3 separate regions of the Homo sapiens genome follow, and regions 2 and 3 are each linked to region 1. Evidence: chromatin loops called from intact Hi-C (ENCODE). Cell type or tissue: heart left ventricle. All regions are shown on one strand. Links, peaks and the distances in the headings refer to the core of each region. The heading gives the core; the rest is flanking DNA. Region 1 overlaps LINC02589 (long intergenic non-protein coding RNA 2589). Region 2 overlaps SLC25A53 (solute carrier family 25 member 53). Region 3 holds the start of TCEAL1 (transcription elongation factor A like 1).

Region 1 (10,332 bases), core at 3,670-6,169:
CACTGAACTACTGAAAGCAAATGCACTCTATATTTCATCTCCTTTAATCTTTTTGTTTTTGTCTGTTTTGGTAGAAACAGTGTCTCACTATGTTGCCCAGGCTTGTCTTGAATTCCTGACCTCAAGTGATCCTCCCACATCAGCCTTCCAAAGTGCTGGGATTACAGGCATGTACCACCTCACCTGGCCTCCTTGAATCTTAATTGCTATCCAAGGTACCCATTATTCAGATGAGGGTGCTGCCTTTAGGGGAGTTTTTGTGAATCGAGGAGAAAACTTTATCTCCTGACCAGCTGCTAACTCTGGAATACTCTAAAGTTTTATCATTTTCTCTTGATGCCTCCAGGTCTCTGAATGCTCTAATCTCCCTCCTGGCTGACAGTACGGGCTCCCCAGGTATTTTCCAAAGTTTTTTCTTTTTAAATTATGACATGTATAATTTTTTAAGTCTCATTATGGAAATTTAAAATGCTTTCCAAATGAAAAATAAAAAACCAGTAACAATTGTATTAAGGGAGAAAACATTTTCAAACTACATCTCAGATATTGGGTTGGTGTCTGTGATTTGTGAAACATAGTAACAAAATGATTGGCAACAATTTCAACAGATAATTCAAATAAGTATATATGTGAACAATAAATATTAGAAAACACAGAAACCACAAGAACTAATGAGATGCAAATATTTTAAAATCCTGAGAATTTATAATAATTGGAAACAACAAGATACAAAAGATGAGGACGTGATTGCACATTTGGAACAGACAATATGTGTGTGTTTGTGTGTGCGCGTGTGTGTGTGAATGTGTTCATGTGCACCTCACAGGAGCACATCTGGAGAGTATGCACCATCCTAGGGACAGTAGACCCCTTGGAATCAAAGGGTGGGAGTTGGACCAGTGAGAGTGCAGATTAATTTCAATTTATGAATGTACTCATATATTGTTTAAAATTCAGTATTTGGGAATACAAATATTTTGATAAAAATTTGAACACAAGATAGTTTTGAACTGATTGTCAAAGATAATATGCACATATTTTCATTAATTTGAAAAAGAATTCATTGTGTTATATTATGAAAGAAATAAAAAATTTAATTGAATCTGTGTGTGTGTGTGTGTCCTCTAGCTCTGTCACCCCATATACACACTCACAGATGTAGCATTATCTTTAATTCAGATGGGAGCTGCAACCAATCTGAGTTTTATATATCCTAGAACATGATGAATACAAGGAGACTGCTATCATTAGATCAATAATTCAAAAAAACCTCTGGCTGATATAGTGAAGCTAACTTCCAACCTCAATCCCTCTCCCTTCCCTGCTGAGCCTCTGGTCTGACTCTCAATGCTGCAATCCTGTCTTTGGCTACCAGGAGGCATCACAGCTATCTCCATGTCTTTTGTTCTTTTATTAATGAAAAGGGAGTACATTTTGCTAAGAGTAACAAATGTTATGAAGTGATTTGTTTACTCTGACACCAGTTCTATTTGGAAAATTCACATATTAAAGCAGGTCCATTTGCTGTTGACCCCAAATCTACATCATATTCATTAATTTATCTCTTCCCTCCACGGTGTAGGTTGAGGTGTCCATAAAGTGGATAGGTTCCTCCCAGAGAGCAGGGTGTTGCATTCTTCATTACTGCACCCCTGTACAGGCTTCCCAGGCCTTCTCCCAACCCCTCTCAGTCATCTTCTCTCCTGGACACTATGAACAAGCTGCCCAGGTCCTATATCAGTGACCCATCCACTCTCAGCCACCTCCTGCCTGCCCTGCACTGACCAATGACGACTGGTGACTGCCAAGATGCACTAGAGCTACCTGGTGTTTCATGGCATGGATTTCCTGGAGCATATGTTTTTACAGTCTTGTTTTTTACCCCTATCATTTTTTTTTCCTTCTGAGTATGGGGAAGTGGATTTGGGTCTGCTCAGAGGCATGATGCTGAACAGCTTTTATGAGATTAGAAAACACCCAAGAATGTAGAGAACATTCTGTCTCTAAAACTTTGAACTCAAGGCATATCAGAGAGAGATTTGCTTTCCTTATATGGATGTCTGTGTTCTCATTAGGAGAGAAACAATGAAAAATAACTTTTTACAATGCCTGCCTTAGCCCTGAGGCTCAGCCAGCCCCCACTTCTGTGTCTCAGCATTTAAAGGGCCATTGAAGTCCCACTCCATGCTATATATTCTCCACAGGTTTTCTCATTAACCCCTCAGGACAGCTCTGTAAGGATGGTATGGTCAGTCCCATTTCACAGATGACTAACTCAGGCTCACAGAGTCTAAGTCATCTCCCCAGGTAAGTGGCAGGATTGGAATGAGGTTCCATCCTTCGCCCTCCCTAGAGGACCCTGGGCAGCTTCCCTTCTAGAAGATGGGCTTCCAGGGCTTGAAAAATGGCCAAATTCCACTCCCCTGCTATTGTGGCCCCACGGGTCCTCCACTCCACAACCCCTCTGGGTGATGAAGATGACAGAGGAGATGAAATCTTGTCCTTTGTACCAAGAGACCTGGGTGTAGGGCCACATGAGTTGGCTGATCCCTGAGGTGGCGAGTGGGCTCAGGCAGAAGCTCAGGTGTTGGCCTTGGGAGAGGAGAGCTGGAGGGAAGGAAAGTAACATGCACTGAACTACTGTAAGCCAATGCACTTTATATTTTATCTGCTTTAATCTTTTTTTTTTTCTTTTTTTGGTAGAGACAAGGTCTTGCTATGTTGCCCAGGCTTGTCTTGAATTCCTGGCCTCAAGAGATCCTCCCTCCATGGTATCCCAAAGCACTGGGATTACAGGCATGAACCACCTTAACTAGCCTCCTTTAATCTTAACTGCTATCCAAGGTACCCATTATTATGACCATTATTCAGATCAGGGTGCTGCCTTTAGGGGAGTTTTTGCAATCCAGGAGAAACTTTGTTATCTCCTGACCAGCAGCTAACTCTGGAATACTCTAAAGATTTATCATTTTCTCTTGATGCCTCCAGGTTTCTGAATGCTCTAATCTCCCTCCAGGCTGACAGTACGTGCTCCCCAGGTGTTTTGGAATGTTTTTTGTTTTTCAATTATGACATGTATAATTATTAAGTCCCATTATGGAAATTTAAAACATTTTCCAAGTGAAAGATAAAAACCCAGTAACCATTGTATTAAAACAGGGGAGAAAACATTTTCAAACTACGTCTCAGATGTTGGGTTGGTGTCTGTGATTTGTGAAACATACTCATTAACAAAACAATTGGCAATGATTTCAACAGAAAATTCAAATAAGTATATACATGGACAATAAACATATTAAATATGCAAAAACCACAAGAACTAATAAGATGCAAATATTTTAAAATCCTGATAAATTATAATAAGTGGAAATGACAAGATGAGAACTGTGATTGCACTTTTGGAGAAGACAATGTGTGTGTGTGGGGGGGGGTGGTGAACGCGTTTATGTGCATCTCACAGGGACACGTCTGGAGAGTATGTGCCATCCTAGGGACAGCAGACCTTTTGGGGTCAGGGGGCAGGAGTCAGGTCTGTGAGAGATGCAGGATAAAATTCCTATTTTTGAGTATAATTTTGCATATTTTTTGAAACTTTATATTAAGGAGAAGAGTATTTTGATAAAAACTTGAACACAAAAAATCCTTATGAAGAGACTGACAAAAGAATTGTATACATGTATTCACTAATTTGTGAAAACATTCAATGTATTCGATTTTATAGTGAAACAAAATAGATAAAAATCGAATTGACTGTGTTTCTACATGTGTGTGTGTTTGTATCTGTGTCTCCTCCAGCTAAATTACTCCAAATACACACTGACAGGTACAGTTTTACCTTCAATTTAGAGGTTGGTGGTCTAGAACTAATCTTGCTTTTAGATATACAGGAAAATGAAAGATACAGGGAGATTGCTACCATTAGGTGAATAATTCCAGAAAACTTTGGCTGATACTGAAGTTTTCAGCCAAGCTCCTAACCTCCATCTGTCCCTCCCAGTTGATGAACCCCCTAGTCTGAAACTCTCAGAGCTGCAATCCTGACTCTGGCCCGACGTGATATCTAACTCCATTATTATTTTCCTTTTTCTAATGAAAAAGAGTACATTTTTCAAAGAGTGGCAAATGTCTTGGAATTGTTTGTTTACTGTAAGTTTTCTTTGGAAAATTCACATGTATATTAAAGCAGGTCCATTTGCTGTTGACCCTAAATCCACATCTCATTCATTGATTTATTTCTTCCTTTGTTAGTGCAGTTTGAGGTGTCCATACTGTAGAGTGGTCCCTCCCAGGGTGTAGGTTGTTCACTCTCCATTACCCCACACCTGAACAGGCTTCCCAGACCTCCTCTCAGGCATGCCCTCTCCGGGACGCTATGGACACAGCCGTCCAGACCCCATTCCAGTGCCCCCATTCTCTTCCACTCACCTCCCGCTGCCCTGGTTTGCGCTACACCAGCCTGCTAAGGACTGCCAAGGCTCGCTCCTCGTACGTGGTGTTTCATTGTATAGACGCCATGGAGTACATGTTTTTGCAGTGTTCTTTTACACCTATCAATTTTTTTCTGGAAGAATTAGAATCATTCTGTCCATAGGTTCATAGACTGGGTTTTAGTGGAGGGTATTTTATTTTTTCGCTCATTGCGTAAACGTCTTTGTAGAGGTTTGATTATGAAGGTACGTTGGTGCCCCCTCGTGACAGAAGCCTGAACTGCAGCTTTTACGTCTGAGCAGGAAGGTGGGAAGGAGCAGTTTGGCCCAAGCCCACTCTATGGAGTTTTCTGGAAGTCTGGATGGAAAATGGAGCAATTCCAGGCTAAAAGAATATTTATGGCCTCCAAACAAAGTGCAGCCTCTCACTATGCTGAGGAGAAGGCTTTATGTGGGAGCAAGAAAAATATTATTTTTATTTGTATGCTTTGAGTCCTCTGCAAAAATAGCTGTAGATGGATATGAGCAAAAATGGATCCTGGCTACTTATGATCTTTGTAACCTGCCTTTGACTTTATTATGACAATTTTTCCATGAAAATACATGTCTACCATAACATTTTAAATTACTTTACAACATAATTTTAGTTTTTATTTTTGCCATCAACTGGATGTTTCATCTTATGGATGGTACCACATTTATTTCACTTTGAGATAAAAATGTAGTTCCTTTACCATGTTTTATTATAAACAGTAGCAAACATAACATCCTTGCTCACATATATGCAAATGTATTTGTAAGAATTTCTTTATGAGATTGTCAAAATGCTCTTTTATTATGAAATCTATAAAGTTTTATATTAACACAATACATGATAACATTATTACTCATATATATTCCTACTAATATGGTATGAAAGTGTCTGCTCACACACTGGAAATAATGTTGATTATTGATAACTGGTTAGGCAAGAAATCATCTCTCATCATTGTTTTCATTATAACTTATTTTTACTGCCTCCTAGAATTCCATCCTATGGATGTGACATAATCAATTTTCACAACCCTATGTTATTCAGAGTGTCCTGATATTTCCTTTAATCTACACTGGCATCTTTTCAAGGTCTGTGCTCTGCTGAAGGGCACAGTTCCTGTGGCTGTTTGCACTGAGCTGAATGTGTCCTCTTGGAACACAGCAAACTGTCTTAGAAAAATTCTAGTATTGTGATAATAGAACCCAATTAGCGCATGAATGTGGGGGAGTGTGTGTGAATGTGTGCAAGTGTGTGTGTGCTGACAACCACACTTGCCTCTGCTTCCTTCTGCCTCTTCATGGTTTTGCATCCTGTTTGGTCTCCCTTTCTAAATTCAGGTCTAGCAGTGAAGAGAGGGTATTGTTAGGATGGCAGTCCTTATAACCAGACCCTTATCAACATCCTTCACTACATCCTGAAGTTAAACTTTTAAAAAGGAAATTGTTGGTGCTTAGTGTATGCACCTATGTAACCTTTTGATAAGTATTGTCATGCTGACACCCAGAATGTTGTGCCATTTAGGCTCCCCAAAGTGGAACAATGTGAAAAAGTTTGGAGAGGGGTGAGGAAAGTAATAATGCTGGCATCCTGTCACAGAGGGAAGGCCCGGGACCCTGTTGTGGTCCCACTCTCAAGCCATCCCAACATTTGGAAGACATGAAAATGATCAGACCTGAATTAGACTTCAGGTAGCATGTGGGGTGGGGGAAAGGTCATTGGAGGAACACAGGACGTAGAGTCAGGGCTGGGATACAGCTACAGCTTTATGTACATTCGTGTTTATATAAGACATGTGCATCAAGGCCTTTTTATGAAAAATTTTGGTCATTCCTGTGGTACAATAGAAGCCTTGGCCAATATTTTTTAAACAAATTTCTTGCAATATTATTTATAGACAATGGAACCCATTCATTTTAAGGTTGGTGATTTTTATTAAATGTATAGAGTTGTACAACCATCACCATAATTGAGTTTCAGAAATTTCAATTGTCCCCAAAACTCCCATTGTGCTTCAATGCAGTTAAACCTGCACCTATCCTCAGCTCTTGGAACCACAGTTATGCTTTGTGTGTCTGTGGATTTGTTCATCCTGGACATTCATATAAATGGAATCATGCCGTATTTGGTCTTTTGCATCTTTCACTTAGCATGATGTTTTTAGGGTTCATGTGTATTGTAGCATGTAGCAGAATTCATTCATTTTTTAAAGGCTGAATAATATTCTATTCTAAGGATATACCACATTTTGTTTATCCATCTGTCTATTGATGGTCATTTAGATGATTTCTGCTTTTTGCCTGTTATGAGTGATGATGTTATATACGTTTATGTACGAGTTTTTATGTAGACATAGGTTTTCATTTTTCTTGGCTATGTACCTAGGATTGGGATTTCTGGGTCATATGGTAAATCTCTGTTTATTCATCTGAGGAACTGCCAGACGACTTTCATAACCCTGACAGTCTTGAGGAGTACAGGCTCAGTCTGTTGCTTCTCTTGTGATTTGACTGTGGTTACAGATTTTGAGAAGGAATACCACTAGTTCCGGTGCCCTTCTTGTCGCATCATATCTGGGAGTATACGATGCCTGCATGATGTCACTGGTGATGTTAACCTTCATCATTTGGTTAAGGATGGTGTTTGTCATGTTTCTCCAGTGTACAGTAACTATTTTTCCTGTATCGAGAGAGCATATGGAGAGAAGAAGGAAAACACATGTTTCTAATTTCACTGTGAGTCACTGTCATTTCTATGTGGTGGAATGAGCACCCTGCTGGGCCTGGGGGAAGGGAAGAAAGCGGTTCTACCATCTCCATCCAACTGAGTCATGGACCCCATGAGTGGAGTTTGGGGTACAGGGATGAAGTCATCACTCACCCCATTTCTTACTGTTTCATAGTTTTTCCTACCTCCTATTTTCCCCCCACCCTGTTGTATATGACAGAAATATGTTTCCTTTGCGCTCCTGAGGGGCTTGATGAAAACCTTATACTATGTCTGCTGGACAGGACACTGGAGCAAGAGATACTGGAGATCTCTCTGCATCCTGGCACCAAACCCAAACCAGTAACTCTGGGACATTCTTGACTGAGGGGTAAGTCACTTCTCCTGCTAGCCTCCCTTAGAAAGTGCATATTTCTGTTATGTGGGAGCTTCATTGCTGTGTGGTAGAGTAATGGTGAGGCACACAGAAGCAGGTAGAGATGGAGTGCCTGGTGGGTGAGCCAACACCCAGGGCACAGGCTCCAAGACTTGTGCTGCCTGATTCACCCTTCTCATGGTCTGGGTCTTCCCATCTTTCGGTCGTCTCTCAGAGTACCTTGGATTCCTGTTACATCCCATACTGTCACAAAGAGCAGGGGACAAATGGGGTGGGGAAAGGAGCAAAGACAGAGAGAGGTAGAGGTGATCCCTGGAGGGCCTGCTGTTTTCTGTTCTCTTCGCTGTTCTTTCTTGTTCCACATGTTTCTTTATTTCACCCCACAGTTAACCTCAGAAACCTGGTAATCCATATGATCCCACAGCTATGCCTCATGGCCCAAAGGGCAGGATTTCATCTCCACCGTCCTTTTCTTCAACGTGAAGGGCTGTTGAGTGAGTACCCTTAGGGCACAATACTGGGGAAGTGTAAAATTATCATCTTCCAAATGGGAAGCTGCTGGGGGTGGGGGGCAAGAGATGGAACCTCATTGCCATTCTGCCACTTATCTGTAGAGGATCTTAGTCTCTGTGAGCCAGAGCTTGATAATCTGTGAGATGGGACTCACCATATTTTCTTCACACTGCTCTCCTGATGGGTAAATGGAATAAACTATATATTTTTATACTACTATCTTAGTCCGTTTAGTATTGTTAAAAAGGAATATCTGAGGCTGCATAACTTATAAAGAAAAAAAACAAAACAAAACATAATAAAATTGTTATGTGGCTAACAATTTTGATGGTTGGAAAGTTCAAGATTAGGCATCTGCTTCTGATGAGGTTCTCAGGAAGCTACCACTCACGACGGAAGGCCAAGGGGAGCTGGCTTGTGCAGAGATCATATGGCAGGAGAGGGGAAAGAGATGGGAGGTGCTGGGCTCTTTTCAACAACAAGCTCTTGTGGGAACTAATAGAGCAAGCACTCACTCATCACAGCAAGGTTGGCACCAAGACTTTCATGAAGGATCTACCCCCATGACCCAAACACTTCCTGTTAGGCTCCACCTCCAACACTGGGGACCAAATTTCAACATGAGGTTTGGAGGAGACAAACATCCAAACCGTAGCAAACACTTATTGAAATTTTTTCTTCTAAAAATATTGTTTCTGAGATGTCTCTAATAAGGTGACTTTGGGGCTGTTTTGATATTTTGGCCATGCTGCCATGACCATTCTTGCACCCGTGCCAGAGACTCTCTGCAGTGCAGACCTGAGAGGGCAGCAGTTGATGGGGCTATGCTTGCTTCTCTCATATATGTTGCCGAGTATATCTGCAAATATACTCTGTACCGTTTTGTCCTCCTGCAGCAGTGTATAGGATTTTTATGACTCCACAATTTCAATGTAAACAGGACACAGCATAGATACAAACTCACTTTTCAGGTTTTCTCATCAAACTCTAGAATTATTCCAGGACATATTCTGAGGCATAAAGTAGGACTGTTATGTTTGTGTTTAGAAATGCACATGTGAAATATGCCATTTATGTGGATATCAATGGAGAAAAATGAAAAGTATTTTAACATTATAGTGATAGGATATAAAAGTAGCAAATATTAATAAAGTTGGGAAACCCATTATTGCACAAATCTAGAGAAACAGGTGCTCTCATCTTGTAGTTGGTTGGGATATTCATTAGTAAAGAGATTTTAACTTTCAACTAGACAGTATATACTAAAAATAGTCATGCTCTTTGACCAAAAATAATCATTTGTGGAAACATATCCTCCAGATACAGCCTGGGAGGCCCCTGTCATTATCACTCATGTGTCCCTACTGCTGAGGGCTGAGCTGACCATTTCCCTAGCTGGTTTGTTACCTTCAGCCCCAGCCCCATTCCTGACCCTGAGCTATCTATCCTTCCAACCAAACAGGAGAATCTGTCTCATGGCTGAATGCCCAGCCTTGATGAACCATATACGGAGCTTCTCCGCATTGACATGGAGCAATGCTCAGGTCCCTACTCCTGGAGGGACCTGTAGACCTCTGACCTCATCCCTGCATTGGAGAAATCTCTCTTCTTCTCCCTTCTCTGTGTCCTCAGGACCCTTCCCCTCCCTGCCAAGTACAAGCAGTCCAATCCTTTCCTTAAGTTTAAGTTTTCACACAGGATGAAGCAAACACTGGCTTCAGACAGCTTCTGCTTCTAGCCCTGCTATAAACCTTCCCTGAGACAGGGGGAAAGAGGCCCAAGTCTTTTTTTTGTTGTTGTTCTGGAAATGCAGGGAGGGTGATATGGTTTGGCTTTGGGTCCCCACCCAAGTCTCATCTTGAATTGTAATCCCCAGGTGTTGAGGGAGGAATGTGGTGGGAGGTGATTGGATCATGGGAGTGGTTCCCCCATGCTGTTCTCATGATAGTGAGTGAGTTCTCACAAGAGCTGATGGTTTTATAAGTGTTTGGCACTTTCCTCTTCACACTCTATCTTTTCTTGCCGCCTTGTGAAGAAGGTACTTGCTTCTCCTTCACATATCTCCATGATTGTAAGTTTCCTGAGCTCCCCCACACACGCCCACCCAGCCATGTGTAACTGTGAGTTAATTAAACCTCTTTCCTTTAAATTACCTAGTCTCAGGGAAGTTCTTCATAGCAGTGTGAAAACGGACTAATACAGAGGGTAAACACAAGGAGAACAGATATTAAGCTCCTTAACAATATATGTCCTGATGC
Region 2 (10,332 bases), core at 3,839-6,338, 600 kb before region 1:
GGTGCATGCCTGTGGTCCCAGCTACTCGGGAGGCTGAGGTGGGAGGATCGCTTGAGCTGAGGCGGTGGAGACTGCAGTGAGCTATGATCACTCCAGCCTGGGTGACAGAGTGAGACTCTATCTGGAAAAAAAGAGTAGTAGAAGTCCTTGTACTGTTGGAATTGTTTAATCAGTGAGCATTCAGAGATATTGGTTATAAATGTTGAGTATGGCTACCAACTGACCACATGGTTATGGGCCAAGGTACAAAATGTCTGAGTCACTTGTTTTATTGTAAAAATTCATGTGAATGTCTAAGGTTTTGAAGATTTACACCTGTGTTTTCTAGGAGTTTTACATTTTTCTTTCCTATGCCTTTGTTTTGTTTTCAGGTAAGTTTGGCATGTGGTGTAAAGTAGGAGCCCAGCTTTGTTTTCCAGGCGCATATCCAGTTGTCCCAGCAGCTGGATTTCACAGCTTACTGCGATTGCGAGGCTTCTGGTTTTCAAGGCTATCACTGAGCAAAAGAGAGGGGGATGTGAATAGGGCAAGTTAAAAGGCCACAAAGATCAGTGTTCTTGCTAAGATTCAGTTGTTTTCTTGAATAAATGCTCCTTAGATCGCTGCAAGCTTTTGGGTAATTTCCAGAATATTGAAAAACTTGATTTTAACAATTTTTGCCAATATTCTCTTTGCTGATTTGAGGAGCAGATTTTTTGGAGGTTCTTACTCTGCCATTCTGAAAATGCCTACTCATAAGTTTCTGTTTTGCCTGGGGCATAATCAGATCTCCGTATGAAATAATAATTTTGATATATGTGTATATTTGGGTCAGAACTTCTTAGCGGTGGGCAGGATTTGGACTGACCAAAAAAAATGCTTAAGGTGGCCTTCTCCTGTCTCTTCAGGACTCTAAAAGACTGTCCTGGGTGGAGGCTGGGCTGTGTTCACAAGCAGGCCAGTGGGTGAGAACTATGGGCAGCCAGTGAGACCATGTCATTTTTGTCCCTGCCAGACTGTTTCTGTGCTCATAGACATATGAAAACATCTGGAGATACGTTTGAGCTCATTTTTTTCCCCAGAGATGGACTTCCAATTTCCTCTACTGTTTATGGTATTCCCCAGAAAATTTGTTAGACTTGGACCTCTCCTTTAGAATGAATTTGGGAGAGACCAATGTTAAAGGGGGTAATTGGAGAGACCAGGGAAGGCTTCTTGCAGGAGCTATGAGTTTTAACCTAGTTCTACAGAGTGAGCAAGAGGTGATTAGTTGAAGAAAATAGGTGGTAAGAAGTAGTTCAATTTAACACAAGCCATGGAGATTATATGTAATTAAATCCCCTCACTGAACCAATGCAAGAATAAAAGCCAGGCTTATCCCTGGGAGAAAGCCAGAAACTATGCTGTGATACACACACACACACACACACACACACACGGAATCCTGTCTCTACAAAAAAGACAAAAATTATCAGGGTGTGGTGGCACATGCCTGTAGTCCCAGCTGCTTGGGAGGCTGAGGTGGGAAGATTGCTTCTTGAGCTTGGGAGGTCCAGGTGGCACTGAGCCTTGATCCCACTACTACACTCCAGCCTGGGGAACAGAGTGAGACTCTGTCTCAAAATAAATAAATAAATAAGGAGGGGAGGCTGTATATCATAGTCATAAAAAATTCAAGACCTGATGTCAGACAACTTAAGTTCAAATGCCAGATCTTCTGCTTATTGGCTGTGTGACCCTGGGAAACTTACTTTATCTCTTTGGTCCTATTATATTTGTAAAATGGGAATATCTACCTGCTTCACAGGTTTGGTGAGAAGTTTAAATGAGAGAATGCATCAATAGTGCAAAGCACAATGTCTTGCATAGAGTGTTTACTAAAAGCCACATTTTATTTTATTTATTTTTATTTTATTTATCTGTTTATTTATGTATTTATTTATTTATTGAGACAGAGTCTTGCTCTGTCGCCAGGCTGGAGTGCAGTGGCACAATCTCGGCTCACTGCAACCTCCGCCTCCTGGGTTCAAGCAGTTCTCCTGCCTCAGTCTCCCTAGTAGCTGGGAGTACAGGCACACACCACCACACCCAGCTAATTTTTGTATTTTTAGTAGAGATGGGGTTTTGCCATGTTGGCCAGGATGGTCTCGATCTCTTGACCTTGTGATCTGCCCGCCTTGGCCTCTCAAAGTGCTGGGATTACAGGCATGAGCCACTGCACCCAGCCTATCTTTATTTTTTTGAGATGGAGTTTCTCACTCTGTTGTCTAGGCTGGAGTGCAGTGGTGCAATCTTGGCTCACTGCAACCTCCACCTCCCAGGTTCTAGCAATTCTCCTACCTCAGCCTCGCAAGTAGCTGGGATTACAGGCATGTGCCACCACGCCCAGCTAATTTTGTAGTTTTAGTAGAGACAGGGTTTCACCATGTTGGACAGGCTGGTGTTGAACTCCTGGCCTCAAGTGATTCACTGGGCTCAGTCTCCCAGAGTGCTGGGATTACAGGCGTGAGCCACTGCGCCTAGCCAATTTTTATTTTTGAGACAGGGTCTTACTCTGTCAGCCAGGCTGGAGTGCAGTGGTACCATTTCAGCTCACTGCAACTGATAGGGAAGGGGAAAGGGAAGTACTGGGAAGGGAAGAGCATGATCCCTTTAAATGATATGGAAGGAGGGAAGAGTGTGGTCCCTGGCTAGGCCTCTACCCCCGGGCCTATGCCCATGGACCTGGGTGAGGACAGGCATTTTTGTTTTCCTGCCCAAATGTTGCATTTCCCAAGACCACCCTGGCCTGCCATACCACCATCCTGTGCCTATAAAAACCCCGAGACGCTAGCAGGCAGACACACATGTGGCTGGGCATTGAGAGGAGCACATCAGTGGAGGAACACACAGGTGGCTGGATGTGGAGAGGAACGCATCGACAGTTACCAGCACGCCGGCAGGCCATTGAGCGGCAGAACGACACGGAGTTTGGCTAGGGCAGTCAGAAAAAACCTGGGCCGCAAGCAGCCTGACTCCAGAGGAAAACCATCTCCCTTCTGGTTCCCCCGTCTACTGAGAGCTACTTCCACTTAATAAAATCTTGAACTCATTCTCCAAGCCCACGTGTGATCTGATTCCTCCAGTACACCAAGGCAAGAACTCCAGGATACAGAAAGCTCTCTGTCCTTGCAATAAGGCAGGGGTCGAATTGAGCTAACACAAGCTGCCTACAGGCAGCTAAACTAAAAGAACACCCTGTAACACACGCCCACTGGGGCTTCAGCTGTAAACATTCACCCCTAGACACTGCCGTGGGGCTCCCAGCCCATCTGTATGCTCCCATAGAGGTTTGAGCAGTGGGGCACTGAAGAAGTGAGCTACACCCCCCATTGCACACCCTGCAAGGGGTACGAGAGAACTTTTCCTTTTTCACAACCTCTGCCTCCTGGGCTTAAGTGATCCTAACATCTCAGCCTCCCCAGTAACTGGAAGTACGGGCACGTCACCATGCCTGGCTAAATTTTGTTTTTTTTTTGTAGAGACGCCGTCTCCCTGTTACTCAGGCTGGTCTCAAACTCCTGGCCTCAAGCAATCTTCCTGCCTCAGCCTCCCAAAGTGCTGGGATTACAGGCGTGAACCACTATGCTGGCTGGTGGGCAGCCACATGTTAAATCTCTGAGTCTAGCCATAAATCCAAATATCAAATGCACAAAGCCTAAAAACCGTGTGAGTGTGGTCAAAATAGAAACTTTTTGAATGCGTTCTGAAATTTATTTCTGTTCTGTTCACTTTTAGAATTTGGTAGCATCTTGAAAATGCCAACTTGTCTCCATCATGTTAGGAAGAATCATATGGAGTGTTTTGTTTTTTTTGGTCTATATTTGAGACAGAACATCTGTGAACAAAAGGTCTCTGAAAAGGAGACTGGAAGAAAGAGACTTCCAGTGAACAGTTGCAAACCCAGGAGTCACAGCCTCCAGTGTAAAACAAAAGTACATTTATAACGAAGGATTGAAGCATGGTTAGTTCTGATTGGTCAATGCAGCTGAGTTCTGGTTGGTCCATATAGCATAGCCCTGATTGGTCAACACAGCTGAGCTCTGATTGGCTGAGGAAGATGAGCTCTGATTGGTTGGTTCAGGGAAGCACTGAAAGTCTGAAAGATAAAAGAGTGCAGGTTTTCAGGGAACTCAGAGTATGTGTGTGACCCCTAGTCGGCAAATGGCTCGTTGGCTTTATTTTACATTTAGGCCCAGTGAGCTGCTCAAGATCCATCTTGAAGGATTGGCTTTTTCAGGTTTATGTTTGTTCACACATGAAAGGAGGAGCACTCACTTTGGGGCTTGGGGGGTGCAGGGCTACAGTAGAGGCAGGGATCAAGCAGAGCGTATCTCCAGGGGTTAGGTGAGATTCAGAGGGATGGAGTCAAGTTCCTGATCAGCTAAACCTCCTACTAGGAGATTCTACTACCTGAACTTTTATCTCCTTGAATTTGGGAGGTACAAGGTTTTTATTTATTGAATCATCAAACATGCATTGAGGCGGGGGTTACAGTAGTTTGTTTGTTTGTTTGCTTGTTTTTAACTATTGCATGAGTTCTGGACCCAGGGCAGGCTTGAATCTGAGCTCTAGCATTTCCTGGCTGTGTGACTATGGACAATTTACCCAACCTTTCTGTTCCTCTTTTGCTTCATCTGTAACACGAGGATAATCATATTATCTACCTCACTGAGTTGTGAGCATTAAATGGGATAATACAGATACAGTATTCAGTGCTCAACAAATATTAAATATTATAATAATTATTTTATAGTGGTTGGAAATATGGCTATTTTAATTCTCTGTGTACATGTTTAATTCTTTACATGGTCAACTGGTTTTGTTCATCATTGTTTCTCCTCTGCCTGTCTGTTCTAGGTACGACACTTACAAATTTGTTGGGTGCATGAATGAATGCGTACAGGTAAACATTTATAATACAATGAGAGGTGCTATAATAGAGCTTGAGTACAAGACACTTTGCAGGACATGGAGAAGGATATGATTAACTTTGAGCAGTTCCGAAACAGTTCACTGAGCGAGGCTGTTCCCTTCTAGAATTTTCACAGTGCAGTGGGCTGTCAGAGCAAACTGCACTGGGGAATTAAGTAAAGGGATGCTAGATAGCCACCAGGTGGCGATATTGCAGAAGGATTCAAGTAGCGGAGGAAAGGAGCAGCCCTCTTCCAGCCAGGAGTCCATGTTCCTGTCCACGTCAGATTTTTTCTCCTGTCCACGAAAGTTCAAGCTGTGATTTCTTTCCCTTTGTTCTGATGGTCTTGGAGCACTGCCGTTCCTGCCCAAGGCTGTTTTGGAGCTGCCTAGTGCTCCAGCCATTCTGTCATTACCAGACAGAGGACAGAAATGATGCTGTTTCCAGTTCTTCAGTTGTTGGGCTTCTAATTCTTACATCACTGACCTGCCGTTTCCTCTGCTATGCCTCCCATGATGGAGTTAAAGGGGTGAGGGGAGAAGCAAAACTGACATCTTTTGAGACTTCCGGCACTATGTCAGACATATATACATATATAATATGTATGCATATTATATACATATATAATGTGTATGCATATTGTATACATATATAATGTGTGTGTTATATGTAACATAAATACATAATTATATATTTTGATATGTGAGTTGTGAGCCATTTTATATAGTGGGAAGCTGAGGCTCAGAGAAGGGCATCTTTTCAGTATTCAAATAAAATTCTCTAGTTAATCAAAGTTGGTATCAGATATTGGAGATACAAAGATTAGGAAGATGTGGTTCCTACCCCTAAGTCTTGTGCTCCTGTAATACTCTGTGGGTGTGTCTATCACAGGACTTATTGCATCATGTTATTAGTGGTTATTTATATGTCTGTCTTCTCAGATAGATGGTAAATTCCTTAAAAGGCAGCAGCCATTTCAAGCATTCCTCATACTTAGCATAGGCTCCAGTACATAGTAGATATTTAACTACTGTGAGGCACAGAATAATTGTGTCTGATTGAGCAGTGGGAACTAGTGAAGAGTTTCAAGCAGGGCAGTGACATGATGAGTTTTTCGCTGGAGGTGGGTAACAGGTTGCCCATTGGATTGGAGCAGTGAGTGGAGGCAGGCAGGGAGGTGACTGTGGCAGAGTCTGTGCTAGAGGGGATTTAGGCCAGAACGAGGGCAATGGCAGTGAGTATGGAGAGAAGACAGGTTGGAGAGTTATTGAGGACATGAATTAGGATTTGGTCGTTTCTTAGATGTGGAGATCGAAGAATTCCAGGCTTGGGTGATGGTGGTGCCAGCAACAGGTTCAGAGTAAAGAGGGGAAGTGGGTTTGGGGTGGGAAACACGAGTTCGGTTTTGGACATGCTGAGGTTGAGGTGTCTATTCAGGGGGTGTGATATATCAGGATGTGTGAAACCAAAACTCAGGAAAGAGGTTAGGAGTGAAAATCTGGGGATCATGAAGCTGTCGGTGGAGCTTAGAAGCTTGCCAGGGGATGCCATCACTCAGGGGCAGGACATGCAGTGAAACAGGAAGTGGGCTAAGGATGGAACCTGGGAACCTTGACACAGATGGGCTGAAGAATGAGAAACCCATGAGAAAGATGGAAAAAGAATAGCCAGGGAGATTGGAAGCAAACCAGGAGGGTGTGGTGCCACAGCAGCCAAGGGAGGAAAGAGTTCAGGAGGGAGGGAACACGGGAGTGGTTAGTACTTTAGAGGCAGGTAGGAAGTTGAAGGTAGAGAGTAATTCAGTGTGGCTGGGCTTTGGGGCATCATGGAGGAGTGGCAGGAGATGAGCCCAGAAAGTCCATTCGGGCTCTTATGCAAGGAACCTTGGTCACCAGGCTAAGGAGTTAAGGCTTTATTTTGTAGGAAAGGAAGAATCATTGAAGGGTTTCCAATAGGAGTAACATGGTCAGATCAAGGTGTTTCAGAAAGGTCAGGCTGAGGCAATGTGGAGGACGCTGTGGAGGAGGCAGTGACTCATTGAAGTGATGGAAAGTGGCTTTTGGGCTGTGAAAGAAGGCACAGTCTTCCAAGATCTTTAGTAGGTAAAATTGAGACGCCTTGAAAATGGTAGTTAACACTCATTGAGCACTGTTCTAAGTGCTTACGTGAATGATCTTAATTCTCACAACCCACCTATGAGGTACATTAACATCATTTTATGCCTAAGGAAACAGGAACAGAGAGATAAAGTAATATGCTGAACAGAACTAGTAAGTGGCAGAGCCTAGATTCAAACTCAGGTGGTTTGGCTCTAACCCACACTCTTAACTTCAGTGTTGTTTTGCCTTGATTAGATGTGGGGAGTGAGGGGGTTGTCAGTTAGCATCAGGTTCAGCTGTGAGTTATTAGCCATCCAAAATAACTTATGGACTTTCTGTCCTATCGTCTCCACCGTGTGACACTTGTCCTCTGGTCATTGCATTTATGTTTCAAGCAGTAAAATACTGGGTAGGGGGAAGGGGAGAACAGATGTTGGGGAACAACAGAAGTCTCTGCTGTAAGAGAAATCCCAGGACACTGACATTTGCGTGGAGGATGATATTGCCACACATTGAAGTGGCAACCACAGGAAACCTGTTAGACCTTTATCATTTGACAGTTTCTTTTCCCAGAATCCTTCCTTTGCCTTGGAAATGAACCCCTCTGTGACTCTGGTGTGCTGCTCCTCTCCTGTCTAGCCATTCAGTGCTCATGAGAGCTTCCAATCATAGTACCTGTCTCCCTGGCCACAGTTGATTCGATTGGTTGAGGTGTGGCATGTGGTCTAGGTCAGGACAATCAGAATGTTTTTCTTCAATTTTTAAAAATTTAATTGAGGGAAAATATTGCCTCTTGGTTTTGTGGCACAGCTAGGAGATGTGTGGCCAGAAGCTGCTGGTGGCCCTTTTTACAGCCACGGGGAGGAAACTTGTTTCAGAGAATGAAGTGAACTTACAGGAGGAGCAATTGAAAGATTCCTGTTCATGTTCGAGTCTCTGATTGTACTTGTCCTTGAGGCTCATCTACTTATGATTATGTGAAACTTCGGGTAAATTGACTCTGTGGCCCAAATGGTGTTTCTATTACTTGGAATCAGTAAAGTCCTAATTAAATCTGTGTTCAAATAGGTAATTCTGGAATCAATGCAGATGTGTTTAGGGTTTCTGTGTGTGCTGGGGGTCATAGTAAATAGTAACCAGAAGCAGGGAGGCAATTTTTGAGACTGTTTTAATGGTCTACATGAAAAACAATAAGAATCTGAACTAAGACAGTGTCGGTGGGTGCTGTAGGTCCTGGCCAGGCTTGCCACTCCCAGTCTCTTCTACCTTCTAGACTGTGAACCAGCCACCCACCTCTATAGGGTGCTCATCTTTACATGGTTGCAGTACAGCTGGTAACTATTCATTATGAGCATATTTTCCTCTGTGTCCTTGGGAATCATTATAATAGCTGGTTAAAAATTCCTGTCTGCTAATTCTAACATGTCAGTCATCTCAGGGTCAGTCTTCATTGATTGCCTTTTTTCTTTGGTATAGGTTACATTTTTCTGTTTCCCATAGGAAACGTGTTCAATCATTTTGACTTTTCTCAAAACAATGTTCAGTCATTTTGACTTGTCTCCTGGCTATTGCAGAGGACATGTTCTAGAGAATCTGGATTCCATTATATCCCTCTGAAAAGTATTGACATTTTTGTTTCAGCAGCATTTAACTTGACTAAACTCAAATTCCATGCTCTGTCTCCCTCATGGCAGGCAGCAACTGAAGTCTCTAGTCAGTTCTTTTAGCCTTATACAGACTGTTTGGAGACTGTCCCATGAATGCATAATTCAGAGGTCAGCCAGTGATTTGGTAGAGTTTATACACAGAATTCAGGGCTCTGCCTATCTGGCTCTCTCCATTCCAAGATTTTATCCCCACAGTTTTCAGCTGCTGTGGAAACTCTGAACTCTGTCCTCTTGTCTTCAAGTCAGTAAGGTTCACCCATCAGGGAATTGATTGGGGCCTACCCTGTGGTTCAAAGTCTTAAAAATGGGAATCTCATTTAGTTCTGATCTCTTCTTTTAAATGTAGATTCTCCTCCAGTTTCTGCCTGCCTTGGGTTGCTTGTCAATACTTGCAGGTAATTAAAAAAAAATTTTGTCCAGGGTGTATAGTTGTTACATCTGAAGGAGGATGGATTTGATAGGAGCTATTTGGTCATTTACTAGAAGCCAGAATCTGTCTGGTCACTGTGATGTAACCTGTGGTGTGTGTAGCCACGATGTGCTGGCAATGTATTAAGAAATTATACACAATCTGGATGTGAGATCCAGATGATGAGGCTTGATAAAGGCAGTTTTTATAATCACACTAAATGCAATTGATGTTTCAGGACGGCATGTTCAGGGGCATAAGGAGCTTGATTAGCCAGTAAGCCCCCAGTTGGGGCTTCCCAGGAACTGAAGTAACCTCACCCTAGAGGTTACCGAAAGGCAACATGCCATTGCTACCAACTTGAGTGCCTCTCCCCATGTGGAGTTTAACTCATTAAATATCTCCTATCCTGATATCTCTGGATCACCTCTGCTTTACAAAAAAATGTGTTTGAGTGTATTATAGTAAATGTTAATTTCTATATGGTTTACAGATCAGAATGATGAACTGAGACCCCCATCTAGTCCTCTGCCAGAGACCTAGTATTTAGGATGGAGAGGAATAGATAAATTGACAAGCTTTTTAGCAAGTTGAATGGTCGGGGATCAGTGACAGATTGTATTCAGTATAATAGGAGAGATGGTAGAGTTAAGGATGACGTCCAAGTTTCAGCCTTGTGCATCTAGGCGGGTGGTAAATACAGGAGAGAAAACACAAGGAAGAGAGCACGTGTAAGGAAGACGAATTAAGCTTTGGCTGTTTGAAGTACCCGCTGGACATCTAGGTGAGTACATGAGATTCTGGATCACTGGAGAGAAGTCTGGGATGGCGATATATATTGAGGAATCACCAGTAGATAAGTGATAGATGAGGCTATAGGTGTAGTTGATATAACTAGGTAGCATATACAGAGTGAGAAGAGAACTGATAGCAAAACCCAGTAGATAAGGGGAGAGCCTAAGAAATAAGTCACTTTAGGAGACTGAAGAAAAGACAAGGAAAGGTGATATACAGAAGCTAGGGGAGGAGAATTTCAAGAAGGAATTTAGTGGTCAATAGGGTCCAATTCCAAAAACAAAAACAAAAAACAAGCAAAACAAGTACTGACAGGCATCTATTGGATTTAACAACTAAGAGGTCTGTCTTTACCTCAAAGATTACAATTTCAATGGAGTGATGAGGAATGCAGTGGTTTGAGGAGTACATGGGGGCGGTAGTCTGTAA
Region 3 (10,332 bases), core at 3,086-5,585, 96 kb before region 1:
GAAAGAGGAACTCTGTGTTTTCATGAGGCAGAAGAATGGGAGAGAACCCACTCCTGCAAGCCCTTTTTATGATGGCATTAATCCATTCATGAGAGTACAGCCCTCATGACCTAAAAACCTCCCATTAAGCCCCATATCCCACATCCCCTGTTGCATTGAGGATTAAGTTTCCAGCATATGAATTGTGGGAAACACGTTCAATCATAGCAGAGGCCCAGGGGCTCTGGATGCTGCTGACCCTCCACCACCAATGCCTTAAAAAGCATCTTCACACCAATTCACAGCTTGACTGTCCTGGCTCCCAAGTCGTGAGCTGGGCCTGCAGTGCATGAGGGTTTTCAGATAGGAGGCAACACCACTTTTCTCCTGAGTTGTAGGACCACATGTCTTTGCAAGTTCCCTTTATCTGGGGTCTCCTCTAGTTCAGGGTCTGTGCTGACTCAGACATCAAATATAGTGCACCAGGCAGACACAGAGCTAAAGTCTTTGCAGAACCAACCAAACAGGCCAGGGCACATCAAGGCCCTTCTGGGACTCTGAGCAAGGTGGGTGGGAGAGGGATGGGTGAGGTTTTGTGTGCTGTCTTAATTCTATGTTTGCCCCAGTCTTCTTGGGGGCTACTTCACTGGACTCTGAGAGACGGGTCAGCCCCTTCTGCTTCAACCCCAAGTTACCTGGTCAGATCTGTACAGACATCTGCTTGCTCAAAGACTATCCCAATGAATGTTTCCTGTCAGGACACTTTGGGGCTTTATCTCCTCCCCTACAAAATGTTCCCTAAAAGAGAGAGGGAAAAGGAGGGAAAGGCAAAGTGCTCTGACCTGCAATAGGGCAGTCAGTTCTCCTCCTCCAGGTGTGTCTGTGCAGGGCAGCTTGGCCATTAGCCTAAGAGGGCCCTGTGCCTGCTGTAGGCTGGAGCAGAGAAACAAAAGTCAGACCCACCCCAGAGGGGAATGTGGCCTGAGTGAGCCCTTCCACCTCCTGCCTAAGCACCACCACTCTTAGCGTTAGGGGGATGGATTTATCCTCTCTTATAAAACTAATTCCAGTGAGCCTGGAACCTGATCTCACTCCAGCCAGAATTCCAGTTTTACCAGCACCCATCAGGCTGTCATTGGCCTTGAAGAGTGTTCTGGAGACATGAAGACCTCCTCCAAATGGCATTGTATGGTAAAAATATAAAAACAAAAGAAAGCCAAGGGTACAGGGCTGGCTCAACCGTTTTTTTGAGATCATTACTAAAGGAGAACTTTGAATTTACTTCTGATGCATTTTACTCATATTGAAAGTATGGAATGTAAGGTATTATATAACATCAGTCATGGAAAATACATTTCTATTAAGTTGTCTCTTAGGTTTTAATTTTGTGTAAGGTCTTGCTTTGCTGTAAGAAATCTAAATTTTATGTTATAAAATTTGTATGACTATCTTTAGTTGCTTACTTAAAAATATGCTTGGATGAGGCTTTCACCCTTTTAATTCTGACACAATTATCTGTATTTTCTTCCATTTACATCATAGTTTATTCTCAATAAAATCAGAAGTATACCATATATGCCAGTGGCTGTCCAACTTTTAGTGTGCTAATTTATGAAAAAGCAGATTTACTGGGTCTGGCGTAGAAAACGGGTTTCTGCATTTTTTATAAGGGAAACACTGATATATAAAATATTTAAATAATTTTAATGTTGAATTTCAGTTAACAATCCCTCCTTCACCACGTTCCTTTTGGAATTGCAAATCATAGCTCTAGAGAAGTCAACACAGTAAAGCTTATATAGTCAATCAAAGAGAATCTCAGAATTCATGACTGGGTCATGATTTTTAATCATTATTAACCACTCTGTATCTCTAGCACTAACAGAATCAATAAAACAAAATCTTAGGATTTATAAAGGTAGCTTAGTAGAGAAATCATATCTAATATATATGTTTATGTACATATACATATATAGTACTTTAATGTTGTAGAAAGTAGTTTTGCATGTGTCTTGCTGATATGGAGCAGTGTAGAAGGGGGAATGTCTTAGTTTGAGCCTAAGCATTATCTTCCTCTTTAATTTATACAAGTTGAGCAAGTCAGCTGAATTGGCAAGGCAAGCTTGCCAGAAGCCCCTGAGAGAGAACTCATCTTAAGGCAAGTTAGACAATTAAAATGATAGTTATCCTTGGATATTTGGGAGGGAAGTTCCAATTCTGAGTACACAGCATGGTGTCTGGCTCAATAATTTTGTCTCCTAGCCCAGGACCTAGTGGAATCATGTTTGAGTCAGGTGGAGAAAAGGTGGAATCATGTTTGAGTCCAGTGGAGAAAAGGAAGGTCCTAAATGGAAAAAAAAAAAAAATGGAAGAACTATTTTACTAAGCATTTTTTTTTTTTTTGAGACGGAGTCTTGCTGTCTCCCAGGCTGGAATGCAGTGGCGCGATCTTGGCTCACTGCAAGCTCTGTCCCCCGGGTTCAAGCCATTCTCCTGCCTCAGCCTCCCGAGTGGCTGGGACTACAGGCGCCCGCCACCACACCCGGTTAATTTTTTTTTTGTATTTTTAGTAGGGATGGGGTCTCACCGTGTTCCCCAGGATGGTCTCGATCTCCTGACCTCGTGATCTGCCTGCCTCGGCCTCCCAAAATGCTAGATTACAGGCGTGAGCCACCGCGCCTGGCCTTACTAAGCATTTTTTAAAGACATTGAGGTCTAAGCAGCATTGAGATGGTAGCCTCCTAGCTAAGTGCAATATTAAAGCTGGAAGAAGGGCATTCATATATCTGCAGGAGACACAATTCAGCTTGGGCCCACCAGGGACTCCAGAGCAATCAGTGAGGCTTTGTACCTTAAGCAGTCCAGCACGTCAGCAGGGATGAGAGCCAGTGGAAGGATCAGGACCCAGGAGAAGGAGCAGCTGTGCCTAGCAGATACGGTAGGTATCTGAGAGTACAGCAGGACATGAATAGAATGTGGCACTCACTTGGAATCTCACCGGAATTGTTTGTGAGCACAAGTGAGATCTCCTTTGGGTACCTTCCCTATGTCTGCAGGGAATCTATAGGGGTTGGGGTCCTGCCTGTGCAGGTGGAATAAAGACCCCGAACATAGCTCACACAACCTTTTTCTCATCTGGTCCCACAGTAGCACTGTAAAGCAAGTATTATTCCTATTTAAATGAGAACAAAATGACTATTAAATATAATCCATATCTGGCTAATATTTGTGCCTAAGAGATTCAGAAAAAAACATAGGATTCACTTTTTTTAAAGTTCTGACAAGTATTTATTAAGTGCCACATTGTCGTTATAAGCTGATTGACAGTTTTCTTCAAAATTGTGTGATTTTTTCATTATATATTTTTGCAACACAAGTAAAACGTTTGTCCTGAAAAAATGAGAAATTCAGATAAAACAAAAATTTAAAAAATCACCTATTATCTTACCACACAACCACTGTTATGCCTTTGAAGTCTATACTTTTAGCTTTTTCTTTGCATATTAATATATAAATATACATTTTTTTTACAAAAATGGGATACAATATATACCATTTGAAAATTGCTTTTTTCGTTTCACAATATATAATGTACATCTTTCATGCAAATGTGTAGGGCTCATGACTGAAAGAGGGAAACTTGTAGATTTTAGGGGGAAACCTCAACTTTAAGCGAGTTACATGCTAAACATCTAAAATAAAGCCTCACAAAAAGTTAAAATTCAGAATATGGGAAAAGGCATTAAGAAAATGCAAACAGAAAGTCCAGGTGGCAATGGCAATACTATTAGCAGGCAAAACAGAATTAAAGGCCGAACACATTAAATAGGATAAGGACGGCTCCGTTTTGCCTTCCAGTGCATTATCATCAGTTTGTTTCTTACTCTTTTCATCTCTTCTAGCTCATCTGCTGCCTGTATCATCTCCTCATTGCTTAAATTTCTGCCATGTATGTCCCCTCTAAATTGCGGGCGAGAACGAGCCAACCTTTCTTTAAAGCTTCCTTCTTCAAGCTTATGTTTTCCTACTCCACAAGGAGGCTGCTCCATGGGAGGGCGCCCCTCAAACAGGTCCTTCCTGGAAAGACCCTCCTGCGGAGGGCGCTCCTCCGAGAGGAGCATCTCAGGCAGGAGCTCAGGCAAGAGCTCCTCAGGAAAGAACTCCTCCTCCGAGGACTGCTCCTCCGAAGACTGCTCCTCGGGGGACTGCTTTTCGGGAGAGTGCTCCACCGGAGGCCTCTCCTCATCGGTCTTGGGCGCGCTCTGCGGCTCTTCTTCATTTTCTTTGCGTGGTTTGTCCATGTTGGGAATTTTCTTCTTCAAGCACAGTTATTCTTAGGAGACAAGAAAGGCAGAATAGAGTCAGAATACTAAGCGGCTGGACTAACACCCAGGCCGTGGGTTCCAATACCTGCCTTTTCCTGATTCGGGGGCCAGGTCCTCAACCTTGCGCTTTCCCAGAGGCTCTCCGGCTCTCCCGACTCCGCCGCTTCCCGGTCGCCCCCTCCTTCCCGAAAGCCCACCATTTTCCCAGCAGGCTTTGCTACAGGCCTCGCCCGCAGTGACAGGGGCGGGACAGTGCGGCCTGCAGACTCCATGCCTTTCGGCGTCCACCCTCGCGCCCCAGTCCCGGCCCACTGCGTACCCCTTCCCTGACCTGGACCTTTCCGGGCCGTGTGCTCCTAGTCGTCCTCTCCTCGAGGTGCCCCGCTGTGACCAGCAGACCTGCACACAGACGCAAGACAGGGTAGGGGGCGGGGAGTGGGGAGGAGGGACGGACTGACTGACACCCCCCACCCCCCACTTTCTGGGCACCAGCCACTGCCTGCACGCTCCCCTAGCTCTCGGGTTCTCTTTTCGTCTCAGCCCCTGCGTCAAGCTTCGTCCTCCGTGCTCCCACCTCCCCACCCCGCAAAGCTTGCCATTTCTTTTCAGATGAGAAGTGGAAGCGAAGCATTTTTAGAAACTATTTCCAAATGTCTGTACCCCCCTCCCGGGGGACGGGGGAGGTACTCGCCTCCCCACCCCGCCCCAAAGACCACCATATTTTGCACAGAAATGTGGGCGCGGGGGGCGGGGCTGGAGCTTAGGGAAAGGCCTGGACTCCGCCATCCCGATTCTGTCAACCCCATTCCCCGGGTTACTAGGCAGCGCCGACACTCACACCGATTTAAGAGGGTAGAGGGAACTTACTTCTTCTGCTTTCCCTCTCGACCAAAGGGTAATAGGGAGATGGTGGACAGGCAAAAAAAAGACCGGGACGAGAGGGACTTGGGCACATAGAGGCTCCTGGTCACGTGAGGGACGCGCGTCACTGCCGAACTCAGATCCCCAGTTACCACTTTGATCTGCGGCCCTGCCGCAGCCACCTGCTAGTGCCTGCTAGTGTTCTCTGACCCGAGACACACCAGGCATTGTCACTCACCTCTCTTTGTATTTGCCTTTTCCTGGTTGCCAGAGACGGTCCGCATCTAGTCTCGGGTAGTATTGCCTCTTCCTCTGTGCTACTTCCCCTAGTACCACCTCTTTCTCCCCTCCTCCCTTCCTTAGCCACCAAGGCCCCTTATTTCCCCTGCAGTTCAGATCCTGCACTGACGTTTGACTGTTCACCTTCATAAATCAGTATTATATCCTTATATCCCAACACTCTCAGTTTTAATCCACATCCGTATCTCCATCATGTCCATTTAGGCTCATTCAGCATGTTTCATCTCTTGTCACTTTCATGGGAGACAATCTTTCACTTTTTCTTGACATCACATTTTGTTTTTTTGAGCCCCCAGATCTAAATTGGTAATCATTCAGTTCGAGACCTGTAGAAAGAGTTGAGTTTGTAAAGTTTGTAGATCTAAAAAGAATGAATACTTTGATTTTCATAAATCAAATACGTATTTGTCCATCTAAGTACAAACAGTCCAGAACACTTATTATCTGAAATGGGATAGTCCTTGGTGGAGAGCTTGGCATTATTCTCTCTATGTGTGTATATATATACACACATATATATGCGTGTATATATATACACGCATATATATGCATGTATACACACTGAATAGATTATAAAATATATTTATATACATGTGTACATATATATAAATTATTCAGTAGTTATTCATAATAGAATAAATAGATTTTACTGGGACTCTCAATCCTTAACCAGCCACCTCTTGGTGCTTCTGGTTGAGGAAGTTTATATTAATTCACTAAATCAACAAATATTTGAGTTCTGGGACTGCTGGACCCCAAAAGATAGATGCAGCAGGGAGGGCATTCCATATTAAACTATGCAATAATTCTGTTGACCACATACTGAATAGCAGGACTACAATTATGCTAGCATTTTCAATTGTCATTGCAATATGTATTTTTTTTTATCTAACAGTATTTTATGATCTTTAACCTTATGCCTGCCTCTCATCTACTCACATCAGCCTGGATGCTACTTTCTTATGCAGATGCTCTTTCCCCTACAGAGCATACTACTTCCCTTCCCTCTGTGTTTTACACTTTCAGGGTAGATGACCATCTGATCTGTGAGGATCCTGGGATTTTGTTTTAAAGCCAGGCTGTTTAGTAAGTTTCTGAACAGAAATTCATGTGAAATTTCCCCTTTTAAGAACTGTTTGTTGCTTTTCTCTGATATCTGATTAACTTTGTGTTGAGATAGCATTTAGACAAATATTAGTTTACCTTCATATCTTTTTTATAACTGTTTTACTTTCCAATTTCTCTGTGAGATGTGTCTTTAAAACCAAGTTTCACTATGCCTTCTTATTTTTTCATCAAGGGTTGGTTTCTCATTTGTATAGTTTCTTTCCTAGAGAAGTCCCATTTCATTCATTTCTATCCTTATTCTTCTTAAATCCTGTGATGGAGAACTCACTGCCTTATAAGATATCTCACTGAAATCTCAGAAAGTTCTAATCATTCAGAGTTTTAAAATTAATTAATTAATTGATTTTTGCTTCTGTTGAGTTAAAATCTGCCTCCCAGTAGTTTACACACATTGGTCCTGGCTCTGCCCTGTGGAGTGGTACAGAACAGGTATAAAATAATAAAAGTACCTTTCATCCTTGACAGCTTAAAATTGCCACAGCTTCTATTCTGGTTCTTTCCCCTTCCATTCTGTGAGACACACTAGGCAATCTACTCAATCTTCTGTGACTCAGCTTCCTCATCTACAACATTGGAGACAATAATAGTACCTACCTCATAGAATTGTAAGAGGAATAACTGAGTCAATGAGTCAACCTATGTAAAGGATCTGGAATAGAGCCTAGCACATAGAAAGCACTCTATAAGCATTAACTATAATAATAGTAATAATAATAGTATGACACAGTGCTAACAATACTACTAATTAACATCCTTTTAATATTAAGATTAATTGTGTACTTTATGCCAGGCATTGCACTAAGTATTTTCAATATGCCATCTCACATAATCCTTAAAGAATTATGTTCTCACCAAGACTTTTTTGGGGGGTTTAACCTCCCCAGTTATTTCAGCCATTTCTGATGTGACATATTTTTTCAAAGTCATTCATTATTCTACACATTCCTGAATGTGTAAATGTCTCTGAAAACACTGAATATACTGCCTAGTGCAGAATGGAGTGATCTTACCACCTCCTTCATTTTAGAATAGGTGCTATACATCTATGGATGCATCCTAAAATTATAGTAGATTTTGTGAATGCCATATCACACAATTGAATCCAGTTTAAGTTGCAGTCAACTAGACCCCTCCCTTATTTCATACTTCAAGCTGTTAATCCACTTCTGTAAATCTTTTTAGTTTTAACTCAAGTATAGAAGCTTCTAATTTTTTCTGGGTTAAATTTTGTCTCATTAGATTCACTCCCTCAATCTTTGAATCCAGATTCTATCATTCTGTATATTAGCTGCAAATCATTAATTTAAAGCATGCCACTAGTACTAAATAGGGTGATAAAGTCAGCAAACTCGGGAAAGATCTATAGGTATCTCAGCAGAGAGTTCTGACTCCAAGTGAAAAAAATTTCTTTTCCTTATTGCATGTGAAACCAGGAGTATGCCCTGCCGAGCTAGTTCCCTTCCTCTCATCTCTCATGTGGCTTCTCAGATTGCTTGCTTTCTAGTGCTGCTAATAGAAGACACTATAGTCCCTGAAAGCTCCTGCACCGGTATAAATTAAACTTTGATGAGAACTTAGTAAATATGGAGGGCAGATAAGGAGGTGTGAGGAAATAGAAGCAGGAGAGGAGGAATGAAGACCGAGTCTCCATGTGGGCTCTAAGTCTGCCCAGCAGTAGCTGATCTCGGGTTCCCTTAAGAGAAAGGACTCTCAAGAGGGAATAAGGTAAAGGTGATTCTGCTACCAAATGACAATCATTTGTTACAAAGAAGTGTGATCTGCTACTTGTTTGTGTAGGGTTGGGGTTGGGGTGGGGCTGTCCTTCTGATGGATTTGATTTGATACCCTTGATTTAGGGTCCTATGAGGGTATATTGCTTGGTCCATTATTACTAATGAGTGTTTGTTTTGAAACCCATTTCAAAAGTGTGACAACTGAGCTCTGGGAGGTGACAAATTGTTCCCATGGAAACACAGATGATAGTAAGTAGCTGAGATGGGATTTAAAACCTAAGGCTAGGTGCAGTGGCTCACGCCTGTAATCCCAACACTTTGGGAGGCCATGATGGGAGAATAGCTTGAGCCCAGGAATTCAAGACCAGCCTGGGTAACATAGTGAGATCCTGTCTCTAGAAACGATAAAAATTAGCCAGGCATGGTGGTGCACACCTGCGGTCCCAGGTGGTCCAGTTCCTTGGGAGGCCGAGGTTAGAGGCCTGGGAACTCAAGGCTTCAGTGAGCCGTGATTGTGCCACTGTACTCCAGCCTGGCCAATAAGAGATTCCATCTGAAAACAAAAGAAAACAAAAAAAACAAAACATAGGCAGTGTGGCATGAGAGATTGTACCTTTAACCACTATGTAAAACTGCTCCTGGGCAGTGGGCTCCACCCACATTTACACACAGCACTGGGCAGCTGCTGCCATGACAACAGTCTCCAAGTGGTGTGGCCTTTCTCTGGGGGATCTGAGAAAGCCCAGGGTGGGTTTCTCCTCCAGGGATTCCTGTTGCTGGGGAGGCTGCACTTCTGTGGCAGGAACAGAACCCTCCTTCTTTGCGAGTCCCCTTGGTTTCACTTTGCAGGCTCTGTCTGCCTGGACTTGAGGAGTTCTGCCCTCTCCAGCCCAGACGTTCCCTCTGTGGCTGCTGCCTCTGCATTCTTTCCTAATGGCACTAATGGCAGTACCTGCTCTCAGACCTGGACCTGTTGACTGCAGCAGGCCCTGTCCAGCCTGTGACTCTCATGGGCTCCTCCCCTACCCCTGCCCCAGGGGAAATTCCCAAGTAGGAAAAGCAATGACAGGAGCCTCCTCTTTTCTGTTTCTGCTTGTGGCCTCATCCTAACTGGGGCTCAAACACACACACGCACACACGCACACACACACACACACACACACACACACACACACACCCTGTATATGCTCAGAGAAACAAGGAAGGGGCTCTGAGGAAAGGCTAAGTAGCAACTCAGGCTGTTGGAAATGCACAGGGACAGGGAAGGTGGGTCCAGACCTGGGCTGAAGAGAGACAGTACTAGGCTTGGGTCTGGGCAAGACTTATGCTGTCATTCACTCCCTGGAGGCTCTGGAGGTGTGGCAGCCTCCTACCCCTCTCCTTGCCTCTATTTGTATCATTTTTCTCCCTAAATGGTGGGGGCGAGGGCTGTGGTAGAACCATGAATGAGGTCCCTTCTAGCTCTAGGAAGCAATGATTCCATACTGCCCACCATACTGAGGTGGGAGGGCCTTTGCTTACGAACACGATTTGGCCTGAGTGGGGACCACCTGCGGACTGTGGCTGCTGCTGCATTTCCCAGAATCCAGACAAGCTCAGAGCACATAACTCATTCTATTTTGGCCTTCCCTGCTGGGCTGCAACAGAGCCACAGCTTAGCCTTGGCCTTTCAGGGACTTTTACAAGCACCCAGAACAACCTCAGCCTGAGGCCTGGGAAGGAGGCTGGGACAGAGGCAGGGCTGGCTCCATAATTTGCAGGGCCCAGTGTAAAAGACAATGCAAGGCCTCTATTCAAAAAGCAAGAAAAAAAAGTACCATTTTAGGTAATAAAATATAAAGCGTTTTTTTCTCCTGTTGCCTTTTTTTTAACGTCGTGTTTTTTTATTTTAAAAATATAATTCTTTTTTTTAGAATAGTTTTAGATTTACCAAAAAATCTAGAAAATAATACAGTGTCTATATATCCCAAACCCTGTTTCCTCTATTTTTAACATCTTACATTACT

Evidence for each region. Peaks named below come from ENCODE experiments on the same cell type or tissue, not always from the same donor. Only the 100,000 strongest peaks of a DNase experiment are listed, where the experiment ranks them.
Region 2: it touches region 1 in a loop (4-fold over the local background); 9 of 110 quality-filtered maps call a loop at or near these places.
Region 3: a loop joins it to region 1, with 4 times the contacts of the local background. A loop is called at or near these places in 43 of 110 quality-filtered maps.

The regions. Positions count from the first base shown.
Region 1 is chrX:103,527,971-103,538,302 of GRCh38, reverse strand. It overlaps LINC02589 (long intergenic non-protein coding RNA 2589), which reads left to right. Exons shown (of 6, transcript NR_131237.1): 3 at 75-167; 4 at 347-396; 5 at 7,119-7,193; 6 at 7,406-7,536. Among named protein-coding and RNA genes, the nearest start is that of RAB40A, 14 kb to the right of the region's middle. RefSeq lists an enhancer at 4,567-4,636. In heart left ventricle, for the core only: a CTCF peak has its summit at 4,689 (motif pointing left); a DNase peak (open chromatin) is centred at 4,672; H3K4me3 peaks cover 648 bases.
Region 2 is chrX:104,131,408-104,141,739 of GRCh38, reverse strand. The region is part of intron 1 of SLC25A53 (solute carrier family 25 member 53); the gene reads left to right. Among named protein-coding and RNA genes, the nearest start is that of SLC25A53, 20 kb to the left of the region's middle. In heart left ventricle, for the core only: a CTCF peak has its summit at 5,127 (motif pointing right); no DNase peak of the experiment used is centred there; H3K4me3 peaks cover 805 bases; H3K27ac peaks cover 262 bases.
Region 3 is chrX:103,623,865-103,634,196 of GRCh38, reverse strand. TCEAL1 (transcription elongation factor A like 1) reads right to left here and starts at 5,222. Exons shown (of 3, transcript NM_004780.3): 1 at 5,172-5,222; 2 at 4,624-4,703; 3 at 3,244-4,312. The coding sequence starts at 4,280. The coding sequence ends at 3,801. RefSeq lists enhancers at 4,268-4,337, 4,408-4,457, 4,362-4,656, 5,528-5,597. In heart left ventricle, for the core only: a CTCF peak has its summit at 4,056 (motif pointing right); DNase peaks (open chromatin) are centred at 4,066, 4,546 and 5,306; H3K4me3 peaks cover 2,096 bases; H3K27ac peaks cover 1,806 bases.